2 separate regions of the Homo sapiens genome follow, and region 2 is linked to region 1. Evidence: chromatin contacts called from ENCODE Hi-C or POLR2A ChIA-PET data. All regions are on one chromosome and are shown on one strand. Each heading gives the region's core, a stretch centred on a gene start or an enhancer-like site at or near the end of the contact. The rest is flanking DNA. Distances are from core to core; before and after follow the strand shown. Region 1 overlaps SNAP47 (synaptosome associated protein 47). Region 2 has its middle 9.8 kb from the start of PRSS38.

Region 1 (2,700 bases), core at 17-2,516:
CAGCAGCCTCTGTCTCAGATTTTCTTGCAGTCGGCCTGGGCTGTGGTTTGGGAGGAAGGCCACAGGGTGAGGTTTCCTTCCCACACATCCTACCAAGGGACATGCACAGTATTTTCTTTTTCTTTTTATTTATTTTTTTCTTTTAGAGACAGGGCCTTGCCCTGTCATCCAGGCTGGAGTGCAGAGGTGCAATCATAGCTCACTGTAACTTCAATCTCCTGGGCCCAAGACATCCTCCTGCCTTGGCCTCTCAAGTAGCTGGGACTATAGGCACATATCACCATGCCCAGCTAATTTTTTTTTTTTTTAATTATGGGGTCTTGCCGTGTTGCCTAGGCTGGTCTTGAACTCCTGGGCTCAAGTGATCCTCTCACCTCAGCCTCCCAGAGTGCTGGGATTTCAGGCGTGAGCCTCTACCCTGCTGTGCACAGCGTATTTGAAGGCTGTTTGATCACTGAGATTTTTCTTTGTCACTCACTGCCTGTCTTGGGGGTAAGGCCTGCCTGGGCTTCCAGCTCCCTGATGACAGCCTTGCCTGTACCTCTGCTTCCCCGGGCCGTGTGTCTGTCTGCACAGCAGCACCAGCAGCAGGACAGGGCAGGAGGCAGGCGGATGCAGTGGGCAGTTAGTAAAGGACCAGAGCATTGGGGTGGCTGAGGTTGTCTCTGCAGTTCGTTAGTGCCAGGCGTCTTTTGAGGCAGGGAAGTTCCCACTGGAGCTGAAGCACCCAGGAGCCTGCTGTGGCACCGCGGGCTCGGGTTGGGCTGACTGGGGAGCCTGGGGGTACTGCATCAGCTGGCCTGGAGCCTATCAGAGGATGCCGCTCAGCCCCCACCTGCGCGTGCGTATTGGTTGAGTGGGAGATGGAGCACACAAGCTGCTGTCTCCTCCATTCAGCTCCCTACGCTGTCCTTACCTGTGCGCTAGCTTCACAGGCCCACTAGGCCCAGCAGAGGCCTTTCCTGGGTGACAGGTGAGTGTTGGAGGCCAGGGCTGAGGGAAGGGGCTTGCTGGAGACAGACAGGCTGGTGGCCCAGGTCCCCGCTCCCAGGCAGGTGCAGGCAGCCCCTCCTCAGCACTGGCAGTGAAGACAGAGCTGTGTCTTGCACAGGGGCCTGTGGCCTCAGGGCACTCTCTTTCCAGATGACCAAGACATTCTGCAGCCAGCAGTGTGCCCTGGGCTCTTCCTGGGCTGGCTTCCTGCACCCCCAGGCCAGCAAGGCTGTGCATAGGTGTCTGGAACACTTCCTACTCCCGGACAGTCGAGTCACCCCACCCTTCTTGCTGTGAACCACCTGTGATGCTTTTGTTTAATTGCAGTCACTCATGACCCCAAGGCAGAAACCATCCTTACAGAACCAAATTAAGCTTTCCTGGAAGAAATGTTAAAAAGAGTGACTCAGCAGCTCCACGAGCACTGTGGCTCTGGAGATGGCAGCATGCAGCCTCACCAGGATCCCAGCCACCGCGCCCAGCAGAAACATCCATGGCTTGAGGCGTAAGAATTCTGTCCAGCCTTCTGAGTGTTTAAGCAAAGTCCTATTTGTTAAAATTCCAGAACGGCCTGAGTGTCTCTGTCACGCAGCCTCAGGTGCTGAAATGAAAGCCATGTCGTAGGTAGGGAGGCCCAGGGGCTCTGCCCTGAAGAGCCTGTGTCGGCTGGGCACGGTGGTTCATGCCTGCAGCCCAGCACTTTGGGAAGCCAATGTGGGAGGATCACTTGGGTGCAGGAGGACGAGACCAGCCTGGGTAACATATTAAGACCCCCGTCTCTATAAAAAAATACAAAAATTAAGCCAGGCGCGGTGGCTCACACCTGCAATCCCAGCAGTTGGGGAGGCAGAGGCGGGCGAATCACGAGGTCAGGAGTTCAAGACCAGCCTGACCGATATGGTGAAGCCCCATGTTACTAAAAATAAAAAAAATTAGCCGGGTGTGGTGGTGTGCACCTGTACTCCCAGCTGCTCGGGAGGCTGAGGCAGGAGAATCCCTTGAACCTGGGAGGCGGAGGTTGTGGTGAGCCGCGATCACACCACTGCACTCCAGCCTGGGCGACAGAGCAAGACTCTGTCTCAAAACAAACAAAAACACAAAAATTAGCAGGTCGTAGTGCTGCATGCCTGTGTTCTCAGCTACTCGGGAGGCTGAAGCAAGAGGATCACTCGAGCCAGGAGTTTGAGACCAACCTAGGTGACATGCTATCTCTACAAAATAAATAGTTGTTGTTTTTTAAAGCCCACATTGTAGCCAAGGAATTGCAGCTTGAGAAGATGCTGAGGAAAGCACACAGTCCTTCAGCTCCCAACACCCAGCAAGTCAAAGGGCACCAGCACATAGCAGGCTTATAGACCATCACACAGCACATTGCAGACAGCACACTGCAGACCAGACTACGAGAGCCTTGGGCAGGGCGGGGTGGGGTATGGGGCTCTTGGAGGAAGGAGGCACTGGTGCAGCGCAGGCTGGGCAGTTTGTGCCCCTCCATTCCTGTGGCCTAGGCTGTGCTGGTGCTGCGAGGTGGACGGGGGCCACCCTGTGATCTCAGGTCACCAGAGGCACACATCCTCTGAGTTTGTGGCTGTGTCTTCCAGCCTAGCTTGGCCTGTGCACTGTGGCTCAGTGTTTCAGAGAAGGGCTCCTCAGTGAGCAGCTTCATGTGAGGGCCTGCAGGCTCCTATGGGTAATGCACAAATTCAGAGA
Region 2 (2,700 bases), core at 66-2,565, 42 kb after region 1:
CTGGTCAGTTTCAGTTGACCAATTATTCTACTCATTATGGGTTGTGTTTTCTTGATTCTTTATATGCCTGGTATTCTTTGAGTACTGCTCAGTCTAGTGTGAATTATTCCTTATTGCTCAGGCAGGAACATCATACGAACAGGAATTATGAACTTTTCATATCTGGCTAGTAGAAACAGGCACTATTCCCAGCCCTGGATATAAGCACTGAGTAGTATTTTCTTTCTTTTGGGAAATTCTTTATCCAGCCTAGGGTATGTTTCTCATATGCTCGTGCTGATCAGCACTCAGCTAAGTATGTAAAGTAAACTTTCTTCAGTTCTCTAAGGTTCTCTCTGTCTGCATATCTTACATCTCTGGTACTCTGTCCTGAGAACTCTAGTCATCTTGGTCTCCTGGACTCTCACCTGTCTCATCAATTCAGGTACTCTGCTAGGCTCAATATGGGTTTCTTCTTCTTGTGCTATGGCCTGGAAGCTGAGACAATCACAGGGCTAACTCCTTTTCTTTCCTGTCTCTCAGGGATGGCAGTCATTCATTGCTTGATGTTCAAGTCCTGAAAACTCATTTTTCTATATTTATTCTTTGTTGTTGTTTCAGATGAAAGGTAAATTTGGCTCTTGTTACTACCTCTTGGCGGCCAGAAGTATAAATTATTTTTATTGTTTGATTCAAACAAAATTAAAACAAAAATAGTGCTTTAAAAACAGTACATGTATACAGCATTGAAGTACATTCATACTTTTCCTTTTAGAGCATCTTTTTTTTTCTTCCCATTCTGGGTAGTTTCTTCTGACTTATCTTCTAAATCATGAATTCTCTCTTTATCTGGGTCTGAACTGTTGTTAAAGCCATTCAGGGAGTTCTGAATTTAGAGTCTGTGCCTTTCATTTCTTGAAGTTTCTTTTTGGTTCGTAAAAATAATCTCCATCAAATTTATAGTTTCCAGTTGTTGCAAAAAATTCACAAGCCTAGTTTTATCCCCTAGAGCATAATAAGCACATTCATTTTACAGTTTTGGCTGATAATTCAAGTATTTGCATTTCTTCAGGTCTGATTTTCTATTGTTTCTCGGTCATGGTATAATATCTCACATTTCTGGTCATCTTTGTTTATGTGCTGAAAGGTATTTAAATTTTATTTTTAGAAATAATTTAAAGCTAGGGGTGATATTATCATCACCTTAAGAGGATTATTATCTGCTTCTGCTAAGCACGTGGGGGCACTAGCAATCTGGATTTACCTTACACCAAGTTCAGGGCTTGAGATTTTCCGAGCCACCAAGATGACTCAAAGCTGGGCTTCAGTCCATCAAAGGGTTGGTTTACTTCTGATTCACCCTTACTCCTAGGGTACATCCATTCTTGTTTTCAGCCCAAAGCAGGTGTGGTTTAGCATGGTCCACACCCTTGGTGAATCCTAGACTCCCACATGTGTTTCCTTAGACTAAAAAGACTGCCAAAAAAATGACACAAAGTCACTTGGCTGCCCTTTCTTAAAGGGCAGAAACAAGCTTGAATGCTTAGATCTCCTCACTCCTCTCGATATTATTCTGGTGATTCATTGCCATGTTTTTGATATTTCCTGCTTCTATGGAGATGGCTTTTATGTTTTGTCATAAATTGTTAATTGTGGCCGGGCACGGTGGCTCATTCCTATAATCCTAGCACTTTGGGAGGCTGAGGCGGGTGGATTGCTTGAGGCCAGGAATTCAAGACCCAGCCTGGCCAACATGGTGAAACCCTATCTCTACTAAAACACAAAAAAACTAGACCAGCATGGTAGCACATGCATATAATCTCAGCTACTTGGGAGGCTGAGGCACAAGAATCGCTTGAACCCGGAGGCAGAGGTTGCATTGAGACAAGATTGTGCCACTGCACTCCAGCCTCAGTGACAGACCGAGACTCTGTCTCAAAAAAAAAAAAAAAAAAAAAAAAAAAAAGAGTTGTGTTGATTGGGAAGGCTGGCCCTTATTACATTGTTCACCATTATTGGAAACGTGTCTATATTTCAGTCTAAAGTCATAAAGTGTTCTCTTTGTCATTTAAGGGTTTGCTTTTTTTAAAAAATAAAGCATGAGATAGGGTTCTTATTTCATTTTTCCCCATGTGGATAACCACTTTTCCAAGAACCATTCATTGAATAGTTCCTCTTTTCCCCACTGATCTCCCATGCCACCTCAGTCATGTATTGAAATTCCATACCTATAAGGATTTAATTCTGAGCTCGGCTCCTGTAATGGACTGAATGTTTGTGTTCCCCCCAAATTCAGATGTTGAAATCCTAACCCCCAGTGTAATGGTATTAGGAGGTGGGGCCTTTGGGAGATGGTTAGGTTGAGAGTGGCGTCTTCATTAATGGCATTGGTTCCCTTATAAAAGGGGACCCTGAGTACAATTTTATTTATTTATTTATTTAATTATTTTATTTTTTTAGAGTTTTGCCCTTGTTGCCCGGGCTGGAGTGCAATGGTGCGATCTCGGCTCACCGCAACCTCCGCCTCCCAGGTTCAAGAGATTCTCCTGCCTCAGCCTCCTGAGTAGCTGAGATTACAGGCATGAGCCACCATGCCTAGCTAAATTTTTGTATCTTTAGTACAGGGTTTCTCCATATTGGTCAGGCTGGTCTTGAACTCCCGACCTCAGGTGATCCGCCTGCCTTGGCCTCCCAAAGTGCTGGGATTACAGGTGTGAGCCA

The links. A loop is a pair of places that touch in the nucleus more often than their neighbours do. ChIA-PET counts read pairs that join two places held with the same protein, here RNA polymerase II (POLR2A). Pooled maps may share reads with other maps.
Region 2: a loop to region 1 is called in a map of PC-9, with 10 times the contacts of the local background. The contact joins two enhancer-like sites. A Hi-C loop is called at or near these places in 4 of 168 maps with a recorded cell type or tissue (MCF 10A, PC-3, PC-9 and 1 more) and 3 of 50 pooled maps. POLR2A ChIA-PET finds 5 or more read pairs at or near these places in 8 of 52 experiments (AG04450, CD4-positive, alpha-beta memory T cell, CD8-positive, alpha-beta T cell and 5 more).

The regions. Positions count from the first base shown.
Region 1 is chr1:227,762,830-227,765,529 of GRCh38, forward strand. All of the region lies in intron 3 of SNAP47 (synaptosome associated protein 47), which reads left to right. Among named protein-coding and RNA genes, the nearest start is that of SNAP47, 29 kb to the left of the region's middle. RefSeq lists enhancers at 43-132, 2,391-2,700. Within about 2 kb of position 1,267, at least 3 of the 41 ENCODE cell types and tissues checked have a DNase peak (open chromatin) inside an H3K27ac peak, as active enhancers do; they include PC-9, where a contact is called at or near this core.
Region 2 is chr1:227,804,481-227,807,180 of GRCh38, forward strand. No RefSeq gene overlaps it. Among named protein-coding and RNA genes, the nearest start is that of PRSS38, 9.8 kb to the right of the region's middle. Within about 2 kb of position 1,316, at least 4 of the 41 ENCODE cell types and tissues checked have a DNase peak (open chromatin) inside an H3K27ac peak, as active enhancers do; they include PC-9, where a contact is called at or near this core.